Linked DNA regions of Homo sapiens: all the other regions are linked to region 1. Evidence: chromatin loops called from intact Hi-C (ENCODE). Cell type or tissue: PC-3. All regions are shown on one strand. Links, peaks and the distances in the headings refer to the core of each region. The heading gives the core; the rest is flanking DNA.

The links. Hi-C counts contacts between places; a loop is a spot of excess contacts. Peaks named below come from ENCODE experiments on the same cell type or tissue, not always from the same donor. Only the 100,000 strongest peaks of a DNase experiment are listed, where the experiment ranks them.
Region 2: it touches region 1 in a loop (2.8-fold over the local background); 2 of 110 quality-filtered maps call a loop at or near these places.
Region 3: a loop joins it to region 1, with 2.9 times the contacts of the local background. A loop is called at or near these places in 5 of 110 quality-filtered maps.

What each region holds. Positions count from the first base shown.
Region 1 is chr13:73,935,217-73,940,843 of GRCh38, forward strand. The region is part of intron 3 of KLF12 (KLF transcription factor 12); the gene reads right to left. Among named protein-coding and RNA genes, the nearest start is that of KLF12, 200 kb to the right of the region's middle. In PC-3, for the core only: no CTCF peak of the experiment used is centred there; a DNase peak (open chromatin) is centred at 3,345; H3K4me3 peaks cover 473 bases; H3K27ac peaks cover 1,110 bases.
Region 2 is chr13:73,846,195-73,851,821 of GRCh38, forward strand. KLF12 (KLF transcription factor 12) reads right to left here. Exons shown (of 8, transcript NM_001400136.1): 4 at 1-179. Among named protein-coding and RNA genes, the nearest start is that of LINC00393, 190 kb to the left of the region's middle. In PC-3, for the core only: a CTCF peak has its summit at 3,276 (motif pointing right); a DNase peak (open chromatin) is centred at 5,107; H3K4me3 peaks cover 575 bases; H3K27ac peaks cover 2,006 bases.
Region 3 is chr13:73,752,033-73,757,659 of GRCh38, forward strand. The region is part of intron 6 of KLF12 (KLF transcription factor 12); the gene reads right to left. Among named protein-coding and RNA genes, the nearest start is that of LINC00393, 93 kb to the left of the region's middle. In PC-3, for the core only: a CTCF peak has its summit at 2,859 (motif pointing right); a DNase peak (open chromatin) is centred at 2,879.

The DNA.
Region 1 (5,627 bases), core at 379-5,378:
GACCTCAAGTGACCCACATACCTCGGCCTCCCAAAGTGCTGGGATTACAGGCATGAGCCATCGTGCCCGGCCTACTTTGGATAGTTTTTATTGCTACGTATTCAGACATTGATCTTTTCTTCTGCAGTATCTATTAATGTCATCCACTGTATTTTTAAAATTTTAAATACAGTATGATATGGTTTGGAAGTTTTTTTCCCCTTCAAATCTCATGTTGAAATGCGACCTCCAATGTTAGAGGTGGGCCTAGGGAGAGGTGTTTGGGTCATGGGGGCGGATCCCTCATTAATGGCTTGGTGTTGTCTTCATGGTAATGAATGCGTTCTCACTCTGAGTTCACAAGTTGTTATCCTGGCACCAGCTCCCTCTCACCACATGATGCACGAGCTCCCACTTTGCTTTCTGCCATGATTTATTTATTTATTTATTTTTGAGACAGAGTCTCGTGTTGCTCAGGCTGGCGTGCAGTGATGGGATCTTGGCTTACTGCAACCTCCACCTCCCGAGCTCAAGCAATCCTCCCATCTCAACCTCCGGAGTAGCTGGGACTACAGGCATGTGTCACCATGCCTGGCTAATTTTTGTATTTTTTGTAGAAATGGGGTTTCACCACATTGTCCAGGTTAGTCTTGAACTCCTGCGCTCAAGTGATCCACCTCCCTTGGGATCACAGGCGTGAGCACTTGGCCTCAGGTATTTCTTTACAGCAATGCAAAAACAGACATACATGGTGTATGTTTCATCTGTTTAATTTTTTATCTTTTTGTACCTTCCATTTCTCTTCTCATCATTTTCATGTTTTCCTTCACATTTGTGAGCATATAAGATACAAAATAGATGTTTTAAGATCTTTGCCAATTATTTGTCATTTCTGGATGTGTTTCTATTGATTCATTTTTAAAACTTGGTTATAAGTTCTATTTTCCTGCTTCTTTGTACATCTGGTAATTTTGATCGGATGCCAGACATTGTGATTTTTACATCATTCAGCACTAGATCGTGTATTCTTTGGAGTGCATTTTTGTTCTGGTATACAGCTGAGTGACTTGCAGATCAGTTCGGTCCTTTCAATGCTTGTTTCTAAGGCTTGTCAGGGTAGGTCCAGAGCAGTCTATTCCAGGACTCAGGGCCACTAAGCTGTGACCCTTCCAAGCCCTCTTCCCAATGCCTCACATATGAAGAGGTCTCTCCACCCTGATTTCTGTCAGCTTTATGTGAGCTCCAAGAATTGTTCAACCTACTGCTGTATGGCCGACCTTTCCTTGCCTTCCTCCAATACACAGGAAGATAAGTACTCACCAAACCCTTTAGTGGGCCCCTCTGGAGATCTCCAGAGCTCTCTCTTTGTGCAATTCCCTCCTCTACAGTATTCTTCTCACAAACTAGTTGTCCTAACTTCTCCAAATACCAAACCCTGTCTGCTTAGCTCAGTGAGACGGCGAGGCCCTGTTTGGGTTCTTCCTCCCTGCTTTGCCGCCCGGAAGTTACCTCCAAGCAGTAAGCTGAGGCCACTGTAGAGTTCATCACGTTTTCTGCTCTCCTCTCAAGGACCATCGCTTGTTGTCCAATATGTGAAAAAACATCTCTTATTTCATCTGAGTTTCTAGTTGTTCATGGTGGGAGTCAATTCCCACAAGAGTTAATCCTTTGTGGTCAGAAGCAAAACTCCTCTAAAGGTTAAACAGGATATTTTGGCCAGGCGCAGTGGCTCAGGCCTATAATCCCAACCCTTTGGGAGGCAAAGGCAGGTGGATCACGAGGTCAGAAGATCGAGACCATCCTGGTCAACATGGTGAAACCCCGTCTCTACTAAAAATACAAAAATTAGCCAGGCATGGTGGCATGTACTTATAATCCCAGTTACTTGGGAGGCTGAGGCAGGAGAATCGCTTGAACCCGGGAGGTGGAGCTTGCAGTGAGCTGAGATCGTGCCACTGTACTCCAGCCTGGCGACAGAGCGAGACTCCGTCTCAAAAAAAAATAAATAAATAAAAAAGGATATTTTTTGTGATGCACTTTATAAACTCTGAACCGGTATGCAAACATTAGCTCAAGAAAACACATCTACAGAGAAAACACGCTTGATGGTCCAGATTTTTTTAAAAAAATTCTTCCACAAAGACAAGGAGACAATGCAGACCATGATCTTGTAGAAGCTGAAATATTCTGGAAAGGTTAATTTGCCTGAAATCAAAATGCTCAAATCACTCAGAGTATTTAATTTCCTTAAGAAATATTCCTTTTTACAAAGCACTGACCCTATAAAAATGCAAATAACTCTAGGAAAGGGCACTTTACATTCTCTTCAACTAATGAGACTGTGGTTAGAACTGGTCATCTGTTGGTACCTTGAACCATTACAGCACCATCAGAGCGCAGGGACATCTGGATTGTGGGTGGCAGGAGAATTAAGTTGAAAGAGAAAGTACATTGCTAAAGGGAAGAAGGGCAGAATTCTCAACTTCATAGCTTTGCCCAGGGCAGGCCCTGAGGGAAAGGATTTGTCTGCCTGCTATATTTCCCTTGGGTACTATCTGTAATTACTATCACAGCTCATTGATTTTCAATTCCTTGTATTAATATATTTATTGGCCATTCTGACATTATTAAAATCAGTCTAACTCTGCATCTTTAGTGGAGGATACCTCTTCTTAAAATAGGAGTTTTGCAAGAGCAGATATTTCTTTCCGCTTAAAAAAAAAAATGGTCTTCTCACATTAGCCATAACACAGCAACTGCAAATGTTTTTCTTTGAAGCCAGGTAGTGACATGCAAAGATTTCACTACAGATCAAAAGATCTCAAGCAGCAGGTCATCAGAGAATATTAAATGATAAGCAAACTCGTATTTCCAAGATAATTCTACCAATTTAGTCAAACGCTGGCCCCTGTTCCACAGCAGGAGAGGGAATAATGAGCCCCTGGTTAAAGGGTAATGCAAGTGGCATTTTTAATAATGCCCTTTTTTCACTTCTGATAAAGTCATTAAAGTAACACTGTCTTACTACGCCTTTACGCACAGATGTACACTAGATCGTTAGTGTAAAATTAAATAGGTTTACTGAGGAAAAAAGTTAGGCTAATTGTTGGGTTTTTTCCCCCTAATGCTACTGAATTTTAATGTAATTTATTTCCTGCGTTAAGTAAACATTCCATAGCACATTTCCAGGTTCAGCTACAATACCTGCACCCGTCTATATTTCTTTATTAAGCCTAACGACTGGAGTCTTTTTCAAAAAAGCACCCGTCTCCAAATCCTCTCAATTCCAGTGTGGCAAACAGCCTCTCACTTACAACAAATAGCACATGAATGAATCACCACTTATTGAGCCCTGCCGATTCATAAGCTCCTGTGCTGAGATGATGAGGAATAACAAGAAACATAAAGCATAAGCTCTGCTCTTAAGGAAGTTACATTACAGCTGACTTCATGATGCTAGTCAGCTCTTGGTGATATAGGAATAGCTTCAACACCTTGTTATTAATGTCCTGCAGAATGGTTTCTAAGAGTTACTGCAAGCTGCCTCTAGGGAAAAGACTGAGTCTCCCTTATCCTCTTTTGTTCTGCCTCTAAAATGAGGGAGTGCATAGGAATCTCTGGTCTGGCCAAGGTGGATATTTCCTGGTAGTTAAGGCATGGAGTATTGACGTGATTCTATACTTGTCTGCGGCAATGCCTGCACCCTTTCTAGCTACATGGCTATGGCAAAGAGGCATCAGGCTCGCTTCCCCAAGGGTAACAGAAAGGAATCTGTCTTCCACTCAATTACTGACTGCTTAGAGCACTTAAAATGAGCAAAACACCCAATCTCTTTCCCTGTTTCTGCCGCACTATTGCCGCTCTTCTCTGCCGGCCCACGGATCAGAACTGTACCTGGTTCTACAGGAGAGAAGAGAGGCAGGATAACCAATGGCTTCAACACCCTTGCAGTTAGTGTAGACACTCAGGTCAGCTCCTTCCCCGCGGCAGATTCCTCAGACTTAGGAAATAAACAGTGAGGGTGACTAAGAAATGTTGCTTTCAGGTCTCCCTCTGAGTCCTCTGCACCTATGTAGTTTTCAAAAATATTTTTATTTAGAGAGCTCATCTTTTCTTTTTAAAACATTTTAATTTAAAGAATTTCAAATACACAAAATTAGGCAGAATAAACTATTTTCATTTTTTTGGTTCCATGATTCTGTTTTTATTCTGTTATTGACATTATTTTTTGTGTTCCATTATTTCACATAATAAACTCTAATCAGAATTTGAAACATTCTTCCAGATATCCTTAAATAAAAATTCAAATTAAAAAAAGAGTTCTAATTTCAGATCTACCTACCCTATGTCTACTTGGAGAATTATGAATTAACATAGATGTTGAAATCTCTACTAGATACTTCATGAGAATTGCAGCAACATAAACGAAAGTAATAGGGCCTTTTTCTCCTGTTTTTCTTCAAAAGAACACTGACTCAGTACCCACCAAAGGCAGGCAGGCTCCTGTGAAGATGGGTGGTTAATTCCATCTTCCAGGTGAGTAGGATTAAAGGAGAGAGACTAAGCATGACCCACACAGCTGGTACCAGGCTGAATACCATCTGAACTCAGGTCTTTCTCACTTTGAAGTCTGTGAATTTACACTTCCATACACAGGAAGCTTCACTGCAGTAAGACTCATAAATGCATAAACAGAAAGGCTCTGTCTCACCCCTTGCTCCTCACCAGGATCATAGAATGGCAGACTTCACCTGGGAGAGAAGCCCTCATCTCCAGCACCCCCACTGTATGGATGAGGGCATAGAGGCCTGGAGATAGAAAATAACTTCCCAATGTCATTCCAGCTGGTGAACTGCAGGGCCAGGAATAAAATCACATAGTATATCTCTGGGGCAGTATCCTCTATATACTACCTTATCTCTGGGTGTGATAGTTCTAATACTCTTCTTGTTTCAGTCCTTTGCTTAGTAACATGTTAGAACATCCAAAGGCTAACAGCATTTGGGAAGCTCTTGTAACAGCAGGACGCACGCACCAAAGTCACAGACAAAGTCATTCAAGCACTCCTTGCTGTGCCCCTGAAGCGTATCACAAGAGCACATGCCCTTCCTAGAGGCTGCCAGCAGCATGTGCTGTGTTACCGACAAGCAAGAAAACCGAAGTCACATTTCAGGTGACTGCAATAATTATCTACCTAGCTTTCACTTAACTAAAAATGCAAGAGTCAGAGAACTCCAAACAGAAGGCACACAGAGGTGGTGCCCATATGCTACCACACCTATCCGGTTCACATGGCTACGAGATGAGGACTCCTGTCACCAATGAGAATGCGTATTTCCAATATTTACAATTTTGATTTTTATGTTCACAATAACCCTATGACATAGAGCAGGTTGACAATTATCTATTGACTGGTTTTATATTTTTCACCATGCTAATTATAATGCCCAGACAAGCTGAATAAATAATGTATTCACCATGTGCCAGAAACTATAAGAGATACAAACCAGAAATATAAGAAATAGTCCTTGTCCTCTAGGAGTTTACACTCTGATTGAAGACACATGACCACATACACACAGCATAAATCTCATTAAGAGAATGAGGCAAGGCAGCCAGAACTTTTCACAGAAGAGATGCAGGCCTGT
Region 2 (5,627 bases), core at 432-5,431, 89 kb before region 1:
ACTGGGGAGGATGAAACGGCAGTAGGGGACGTCCTGGCTTTGTTTATTGACAAGTCCACTGGCTCAGTTTGTGTTTGGAAGTGATCTACAGATAACGAGTCCTCCGGGGGCTCCCCTTTCACATTATTTAGCAACAGGGGAACGGCTTCCATATCGGGATAGTTGTGGACGTTTGGAGACTGTGGGGAGAAAAATGGAACATATATTTATCTTTGTTTATCACACATTTTATCGATGCATGGCTTACCACTTGAACGTTTATTACTTTTTCTCTTATTGCTATGGGACATTTATTCGTTCTCCAAATATCTGAAGGATTGCTCAGAGACAGTCACTGTGATTAAAACTGAGGGCATAAGAGTACAAAACAGAATAAGGCCTCTACCATAAAGACATTTTCATTCCATTGGGACAGATAGACAATTATTAAAATACTATGAAATCAGTGCTCTATGAAGGAGAAAAGAGGCCATATGAATCTCTAGGATTCTAACCCTTACTCAACACTATCACAATACGGAAACATATTACCTGGCAACAATAGTGGGAAAACTCACTATGACATTTCTACTTTCATACTTGTTGCAAGAGTTACCATACCATACTCAGTATATTCTGAGCATTAAAAAAGGGCATAAAGTTCTTCAACCTCCCACACCTGATCACTAATTTATTAAATGGAAGTCATTTCTAATAATTAGCTAACTCTTCTCAAAATAATGTGCACAACTACAAGTGACATTTTAGGAAATAATAATTTAAGAAAAACTTATCCTGAAAATTATAATTTGTCTATGAATTTTCATTTAATCTGAAATAATGATGATAATGTTGTTCAAGTTCACCTGCACTCTTTTAAGTTTTAATGAGCAAAATTTGATAATAATAGACTCCAAGATTTTACCCAGACTAATGTGATCAGCATGCTATTATTTGCATGAATATAATTTTACTCATATATCTATTCATTCATAAATTCAACAAACATTTATGAAATGTCTGCTTGCAAGTCCCCAAATGGCATAAGAGTACTATTAGTGGTGTCAGTCTAGACTAAAAAGAGAGAATTAGACTCTACTGATTATTTTGGTTACATCTGTTTGGCCAGGTTAACATAGACATTATTTTCCCATTTATGAGGAACAAAAACTTTTTTTCACTTTTTATGGATCAGAACAATACCTAAAATTATATTAAATTGGTTCATTTTGTTCCTCATTTAATAAAAGATTTTGGTGTGCTATTCCCCCTAAAACTTCGGCATACATTTAAAGGAATGAAACATGTTTCCTAAAGCCTTTTTAAAATAGAATATAAATTACAGCTCCATTCAAAACATACAATAGGCAGTAGCACACGGGCATTTTACTCAGCAACTGAGAAAAGAAAGAAAATAAATCAGTAATGGTACCAGATCAACTAAAATAGGAAATGGGTTGATGTTTTAATGCTGTTTTTCCTTTTTCTTAGCTAACATGGTTACTTACCTATAAAAACAAATGACTTAGAAACAATTAAAATGAGTCATCTAAAATATCTACTGTATGAAATTCTAAATGACAAGATTTTCAGTTTATGTGCTGAAATTGAGAAATAAATTTTTAATCTTTTCAAAGACATTTAAAAAACAAAGAAAAAACAAACACCATAAATTGAACTGCTTTGATAAAAGCTATTAGCATTATCTACTCTTGTAACTAGAACAGTATTTCAATTTCAGCATTATCATTTTATTTCTTTGTAGAATAATGCAAAATGTTTCTTATTACTATATTATACCCACATAGAAATTCTTTGCTTAGGTTGCTTTCATAAAAGACATCAACTAGTTTGTCATTAAAAGATAAAACATATCAGTAAGCACATATTATTAAACACCACTAGTTTGACTTTAAATATAGTCTAGGTAAGTTTTTCTCCTTTTACCGTATCAACATATCAAAAATTCTTATTTTAGAGAGAGTGATTACTTCCACCACAAATTTTTCTCCTCCTGTCTACTTAGACACAAGATTCCTACATACATTTACAAATCAAGGAGTAAAGAGTACATCACTGCAGAAATGTTCTATAATGTAAATGAAAGTTGACTGGGTAGACAGACAATACAGGAGGGGGAGCTGATAAATGCGGACCTTATCTGTAAGGAGATTGCTTGTGAGGCACCAAGTTTTACTGAGCTTTGCAGACTGCTTAGTCTTCTCTAAATTATCTTTGTTTATCACACAAGTCTACCTCTTGTGGGTATCTTCTTAATCTCTTACTGAGGAAAATATTTACCTCTTAAGAAGTTTCATAACAACATCTTGTTGCTATGAACAACAGGGTTATACCTCATAAATAATATTAGCTATATATTATATATAATATATATAACATATATATAGCATATTATATATAATACATATAGCATATATAATATATAGCTATATATTTTAGCTAATGCATATTAGCTTTCATTAGAAACTTGTGAAGCCAAATATTAAGAGCCCCTAGGTACTTTGAGACACTTAAGAATTACATGGCTTTTGCATGAGCTCAAACCAGAATATAGAAAAGGCTCACAAAAATAAGGAAGAATAAACCAAACTTTGGGACCAAAGAAATCTTATTGAGAACCTTCTACAAATTACACATGAATTTGTAAAATCACAGAGACAGACGCTGGTCCTTTTTCATATGTGGCAGCTGAAATGCAGCTAGCACACTCAAAAATAATGCTTCATCAGTATAAACAGGACAAAATCCTTCTTGTACCATTCATCTGTTTACAGCGTTGACACAGCAGCATATCCTGACAGCCGACACTAATCTCTTATGCAATGATTATGGTGCAGGTAAAGTCATCCATAATTGCAGCTTCAGATTACACAGACATATCTGTAAAGCCAGAAGTACTGCAAAAATATGGTCTCAAAACAGCTATGGCACATACTTGTGTTCCTCCTTTTAGGGAAGAAAAACGACCCAAAAGTCTTACTCCTGAAATCATCATTAGAAATTCATTTCTTTACTTTTAGGAAATGGAAAATCAAAAGCATTGGTTTTGTGGTGCACACCTGTAATCCGAGCTACTCAGGAAGGTGAGGCAGAAGAATCGCTTGAACCCAGGAGGTGGAGGCTGCAGTGAGCCAAGATCATGCCACTGCTCTCCAGCTTGGGCAACAGAGGGAGACTCCATAAAAAAAAAAAAAAAAAAAAAAAAAGCATTGGTTCTGAGATTTGCATCTGTAAATGTGTGGTTGTGCTGACAGGAAGGGAGCACTACAAATGGCCACAAGGGGGAACGAAGGCTGAGGAGATACAAAGGAAAGAATCCCAAGTAAGAAATACTTAGAATAGTGAAAATTAAATGAAAGGATTACAAGTATTAGAGAAAGCGAGAGGAGATACGGGGTATGCCACTCAGGAACCAGCCTCAAAGGGGATAAGAACACTGAAAAGAGGAGAAACAACAAAGAAAGGTCGTAAGTTTTAAGCACAAGGAAGAGACACTTCTGCAAAAAGGACAAAGAATTCCATACTAACATTTTGCCCTTGTTTAGTAACTCCTCAATTCTTGATTCATTAATGAATTCTCATGGCAGTGTCAACTAAGTGGGGTTTTTTTGTTTGTTTTTAAATAAAAGCCCATCATGATCTTTGCCTGGGAGTGGTGACTATAGCTGAATTTTTGCTGTTGATGTCCCTGGTATGAAAGATAGAAGACTTACTGTATTCATATTCATGCTAAAACCCTCCTTCTAACAACATGAAGATTGTATAAGAACACTGGATTTTTGTCAAAGAGGAGAGTAATTTCATTTTCCAAAAGATTATATAATATTCCTTGAAAAGGTACACTGTAAAACTTAAATTTTTATAATACATATTAAATAATTGCACAAATACACACAAAAGGCCAGAAAAGTAAATGGAACAATATACTTCATTAAAAACAATGTGTGTGAAAACCTAAAGATAAACATAAGGATTATGCTGTCACATTGTCTTTTCTCCAAAAGTCTCAAAGCCAGTTTTACTCACATTAACCCACTTGATAAAATATTACATATAACATTCCAGTGAACATGTTTTTTTTGAGTGATCTGGAAATTACATTTGAGGTTTTCTAATCAGATAACTTTTTTTTCCTGAATAAACATCTTAAAATGTAATTTCAGCTTTAGGCATTTTGTTGAATGAATGTCAAATGAATCTAAAACCTCCTACTTGTTAGTTCCCAGAGTACTAGATGTGTTTCCTACAGTTATCTATTGCTATCAACTGAATTTTATTACAGTCTGTCTGTGAACAAAACAATTTTAAATGATGGTCGTATATTTTAATCACCTGGAATTTAAAAAGAAAGAAAAATATGTCCGGATACTACTCTATCTTTGGAAACCCCTCCAGGGATTTTTCTGTGTAGTCAGAGCTGAGGAGCAATGCATAATATTCTACTAAATGTCGTTCAAGATTCACATGCTCTTTCCTCTTTAGTAACACCAGCAATGTTTAGAGATGGGGCTGACATACATGGGCATTCACACGTACACACAAGATGGTCCCAGCTATCTATCTATCCTTTCAGTCATCGGTCATTTAAATAAATTATGTTCCATTTTACTTTTACAAATGTGTTGAGAAATAATTTCATGGCAATTTTTAGAAAAGATTATAAAGTAACTTGCCTAACATTACATAGCTCATGGCTTAACTGTCACAAGAATCTTTGTTTTGTATCCTGTTGTGTGATATTATACAAAGAAAATTTTATTTGGACACAAAAGACTTAGATTCATCACCAATCCTTGTTGTTTATTAGCTGTGCGATCTTGGTATCATCACGAAAATTCTCTAGGTCTTAGCTTATCCATCTATAAAAGTGTGATGTTAATTCCAAACTCATACAACGGTTGTGAAGATTGGGTTAATGGCATTAAGTGCTTTTTAAGTAATACTGAGAAATGAGAGAGACAAGCAAATGAGCAGAACTTCCTCCGGTTAGAACTAAAAATTCCAAACAGAACTTACTCTATTACTAAAACTATCTCAGGAGGAACTTGACTCACTGAATGTAGCGTAAGATATATTCTGACACAGAATCTCATAAATACAGTCATTGCGGAGGCACAGTGTTTACTGAACCAAATAAATACATGTTACAAAAAGCTGAACAAGTCATCTTTAGGGATCTCTTATGATTATTTAGAAACAATTTTCTCTTAAAATATAGACAACTGTCATTTGATACTTTTTTTTCCTCTACTTTCTAGCTGAGTTAGATTGGCCCACAGGAAGATCATGTAACAGTTGATGGAATACATTTTAACTGACTGGCCTGATTTCTTAATTCCACAGTATAAATAACTTAAATCAATCCACACTTCAGTGTGCATCCATTATGACAATAATATAACAAATAGATTCAAATAATTGCTTTGGGATGTTGGTCATTCTTTAGCAGTCTTATTATGAGACAATACAGGAGCATATTTGTTTCTTGTGTCTTGGTAGAAAATTAGTTTACATAAATTTCACTGTGTGACTTAGTGATTAATTGAACATGTACCTTTTATAGGAAGTGCTTAAAGAAATTTACTCTATTTCACATTAAAAAGGAATTAAACTAAATCTATGACTCC
Region 3 (5,627 bases), core at 266-5,265, 180 kb before region 1:
TCTGTTGCCCAGGCTGGAGTGCTCACTGCAAACTCTGCCTCCTGGGTTCAAGTGATTCTCCTGCCTCGGCCTCCTAAGTAGCTGGGAGTGCAGGCAAATGCCACTGCACTCAGCTAATTTTTGTATTTTTTGTAGAGATGGGGTTTTGTCATGCTGGCCAGGCTGGTCTTGAACTCCTGAGCTCAAGAGATCCATCTGCATTGGCCTCCCAAAGTGTTGGGATTACAGGCATGAGCCATCATGCCCAGCCACCTATTAATATTTGTGGCTCATCCACTGTACATTTTTACAGCCTTTAGTTAATGGTTTGCAGGCATTTTTACCTTCGGATTTTCTTCATCTCAAGAACTGTTCTGTCCCTTAACATCAAATAGACACACCCACACCACACACATGCACCCTGTGGTAACTATCATTTATATGCCAATGGCACCTACCTTTACATCTACGGACTTGCCTTCTGCTCTAAATTCCCAACCACAACCACCAGTTGCTCACACTAAAACTAGGTGTCATCCTTGATTCTTCTCTTCATTTCCTTCCATAAGCAACTGCTGTTTACAGTTTTCAGAACGCATCCTAGTTGCATCCACTTCTCTCCTTCTGTGGATACCATTCTAGTCGTGGCTAGCATGTCTTTCTCCTCAGCCACAGCCTTGGCTTCCTCACTCATTCCCCTGCTCCCTTCCACATATATATTTTTTTTTTTTTGACACAGAGTCTTGCTCTGTCACCCAGGTGTGGCACGATCTCAGCTCACTGTAACCTCTGCCTCCCGGGTTCAAGCAATTCTCCTGCCTCAGCCTCCTAGGTAGCTGGGATTACAGGTGCCCGCCACCATCATTATGTATTTTTTTGTAAAAAATACAAAAATTAGTACTGGCTAATTTTTGTATTTTTTAGTAGAGATGGGGTTTCACTGTATTGACCAGGCTGGTCTCTTACTCCTGACCTTGTGATCGACCCGCCTTGGCCTCCCAAAGTGCTGGGATTACAGGTGTGAGCCACCATGCCCAGCCTCCTTCCACACTCTTACAGCCCTTTCTCCAACAAGCTGCCAGACTAAGCCTGAAACATAAGACTCCACCACTTCACTCTCCTGCTCAAAGTCATCCGCGGTCCCCGTCCCACCCAGACTGCGGACTACATGTTTCTGCTCCCACCGACCTCTCTGAGCTGAGGTTGTTTCACGCTTCCCCTCATTCACTTTTCGTTCCTTGAATGTCCATGTTTGTTCCCATCTGAAGGCCTTTGTGTGAGCTGTTTCTAGCACCTGGAATAATGTGCCCAGACCCTCACCCAGATGGTTCCTTCCTGTCATTCAGCTCCCAGATGCCAAGTCACCTCCTTTCAAGAGGCATTTTCTGGCCAAACCCCTTGGATTGCTTTCTAGTCATCTCCAATCATATCCTCATTACATTTTCATCAAGGCACTTATCACTACCAGATGCTAGCCAGTTGTCACTCTTGCTCCACTACATGGTAAGAAGTGGGGGCCGCATTTGTCTTATTAAATACTGTGCCCCTAGAGCACAGAAAGTGGCTGGATCATTGCAGGCACAATAATTTTACTGAAGAGGGAACAGATGAATGAACACAAATATTCTGGAAAAGTGATAATGCTACCAAGTGTAAAAAAAAAAAAAAAGTCAATCTCTGGCAATTTCAAAAGATGATCAGGTTTGTAAGTGACATAGAACTTAAATACTTAAATTAAGGATTAAAATTAAATACAGGCTAGGAGAAAATAAAGAAGACAAGCAAGTAAAGGCCCACATGGAAGCTAGGCAGAGAAGGGGCTCGACTAATGCATTCTAAGGAAGCAGAAGGGTGTAAGATAGACAAGGAACACTCTGATTGCGATCCTCCCTTTCTAAAAGGTGTTGCTTGGATCTTCTTGTATTTTTTTGGAGCCCTTTTCTCCTTGAAAGCCATCATCAATAGCATTCAATCAAGCCTCCCACTCAGGAGAGGAGAGAGAGGCAGACATGGAAACTCACACACATATTCTCTTCATATTTTCTCACCTTTCTATGCCAATATGTTTTCCTTTAATGCTCCTGGAGGTACCCTTCACATAGAATACGATGTGAATAGTGCCCCCTGGGGTTGTGCAATATGGGTGTCCTGAAAAGAGAGAGTAGCAAGCCAAATGTGGCAGCACCAAATTTCTTGCTACCCAGGCTTCTTTCCATTTAAAAAAATGCTCTGACAATTTTTTAAAATGTTAGGGCTACATCTAATCAATTCCTAACACTCAAAATGAAAACAGGCTCAATTGCATATTGTTCTGGAGACTGGTGCTGCTACGTTTGTTTTTAGGTCTTGGCATAACTTAGGAGAGTCCCAGGGTCCTTTCCTCTGACTGGTGTGCCCGGGACCCTTGCCTCTCATCACGCAGGCCTCTCCTGCTGCTGGCCCTCTCCTGGGAGAAAGGAAAAGAGCATCAGCCACACAATTTGATGAGATCTGTAGTTTAGTGGTGCTTCTGAGAGTATATTTGAAAAAAGATAGCCAAGACTGCGGAAAACACATTCTCTATTAGCCATGGTAATGATGACTTCCAAATAACTGAGATTATATTGTACAGGATGAAGACTTTCAATAACTTAAGTTATTATGACCAGTAACAAGGCTACTGCTGGCAAAAAATGCAAAAACCCACCCAGGTCACCAAAATCTCATGAGGAATATGGAGACACTACTAATGGGGAGTGAAGGGAGATGGAATAAATCTCGTCTCACCTAGAGGCAGAAACTAAGTCACTTGGCTGCATTTCAGTTTAGGATTACATTACATCAATGTCTACTCAAGAATTTTTGAGTATTCACAGCACATTCTCAAAATTTACCAACTTTTACCTCTAGGTGGCAGCAACTTTCCTCTGTTCTTCACATGGTTGCCTTTAGCCTTTGTCTCCTACCTTTAATACAATTCCATACTTCCTTGTCTTTCACAAATAAATGCCTTATGGACTGTGCAGTTTGGGGAAGATTACTGTAAGTCACTTTCACTGTAAGAAATCAGTCCATTCTTCAGTTAAGCTACAAGGTTCTTCAAAGAGTACAATATAATTCAGATCTAAAGCGAAAAATAATAGGTATACCCTTTTCTTTCTCCATACCTATAAACTGCAAACTCTCAGAAAAGCAGCGTTTCTTTTTCTTTTCAGACCTCTGAGGAAAAAAGGCAATGAGTACAGGAATGGAAAAAGAGATGGAATTGGAGAGATTTCTATTTTACAAAAATATCAATTTAATCCTATGATATATCCATTTATGAGGGTGTTCCAAATACATTACAGGATGGAAGAGAAGATTTAAAGAATCACAAAAACATGGTAACATACAAGTACATATTTATGTAATGTATTGAACTGCAGTCCTACCTAAATATACCCTCTAGCTCAGAATTCTCAACTGTTAGGTTTAGGAAAGGCTCGAGAGACCTGAAGGAAATTATAGCCTTGTTTACCCAATGCTGGGCATGTCAATGAATGTCCTAGGTGGTAGTAAGAGATTCCTTTTACATAAAGTTGAAATTTGATTGTGGGCTAATACTTAGGGTTGACAAAGCACTTTCTCTCTTTTTTTTTTTATTTCAATGGGTTTTTGGAGAACAGGTAGTGTTTGGCTACATAAATAAGTTATTTGGTGGTGATTTCTGAGATTTTGGTGCACCCATCACCTGAGCAGTGTACACTGTACCCTCACCACCCCCCCAACCCTTTCCCCCAAGTCCCCAAAGTCCATTCTATGATTCTTATGCTTTTGCGTCCTCATAGCTTAGCTGCCACTTATGAGTGAGAACATACGATGTTTGGTTTTCCATTCCTGAGTTACTTCACTTAGAATAATGGTCTCCTTTTACATTCAGATTGCTGCAAATGCTATTGTTTCATTCCTTTTTATGGCTGAGCAGCCTTCCATACTGTATATATACACCACATTTTCTTTATCCGCTTGTTGACTGATGGGCATTTGGGCTGGTTGCATATTTTTGCAATTGCAAACTGTGAAGCACTTTCTTTCAAGGTGATGCTATGAAGAGTCTTACCTCTTGGGGATTCTTTCAAGACCTAATTTGAATAGTCTGGGTCAGATATCATTTATTTATTGATTTAAGATAAATATAAATATTATTTATCTTAAAGAGCCATAAAGACTAATTTAGCATAAGTGAGAAATTTATACCAGAACCCAGCTTGTAGATCAAAGCTTTATGCATTTCATAGGCAGTTCCTCTGTTTTCTGCCTATCGTATATGTGATATCGCAATAACTACGTATGTTTGGTTTTAAAGGCTGCATTTTTAAATATGTGATGCCAAGTAGGGTTTTAGAGAAATGAAGGTTCAAAGTGATTAAGATCAACACTCTTAGGTTTCAAGGAGAATGCTGTCTATTTTGACTGAACATCCTTCATACATTTTGGCTACTCGATAACTAAGAGTAAGACCAAGGAGAAAGGACCTAGTAACTAATGATAGAGTGCTTTCACTTTCTAAAACGTAAGGCATTACGACCTTATGGAAAGCGTTAAAGCTTGTCATGGAAAAGCTACTACCCTTACGAGAGCTTTCAGGTAATTTAAAGGTAGGGCAAATTGATGGTTCTAATTTATAAAGAGTAGTCTTTCCCATCATTTTTTGGTACTAACACTTTTCCTTTGGGAAACTACTCCCACCTCATCTCATCTTTGTAGGATTGTAACCAAGGGCTGGGCACCTAACCCAGGACCAATCATACTCTAGCTTCCTCTATTGTGATTATTGAGGAGGTGACACAGAGGAACTAGAGCTGACCCCTCCCAGGCCTGTACCTGCTGATTAAATCTTGCTCCCTGGACCCTGGGTGCTGTCCTGGCTCCTGTGTTTCCTGAGGCCCAGATCCTCTTCTTTACTTTTGTCTCCATATAACCTACCTTATGTCCTGAAAAATCACCTTTTGCTTAAGGCAGCCATATTCAGTTAGTTTCCATTACTTCCAACAAAAGAACCCCATCTATACAGCATACATTATTTGGGTGATGGATACTCTAAAAGCCCTGACTTCACCTACACAATCCTATGCATGTAACAAAATTACACTTGTATCTCATAAATTTACACAAAAAAAGAACTTCATCTGATAAAAGGGACTAAACTAAATGAATATTTAGACAGAGATAACAGCCACAAGTAGACAGTGGATTTCAGCAGGGTCCTCAGCCCCTTAGCTATTAGTTAGCTGAGGGCTTATGTAAAACAGCTGTGACAAAACCTGTGTGATTCTGAGTTGGTTTAAATCTTTTTTATAAATACGTTGCACGCTATCTATTGCTCTCTTAAAACTAATTTAAAGAAATGTATTATTAGGATACTGGTCTTACCTTAGGCAAATCTTGTACTATGCCAAGAAATGTAATAAATAGCTAGTTTCAGGGAAATTACTAAGAAACTTTATGAAGATCTGGTGGTCAACTGAGAAAAATTATATTGAGGTAAGAATATGTTTGATTTTAAAATTGCTAGTTCACTGTCCATGTGTATACGGAGAAATCTCTGTAGCTAGAAAGATGACATTGCAAATGTGACCAGCAGATGAAAACCAGAACAAAACTGCTGGCACATGGAGCATTCCTGCAGG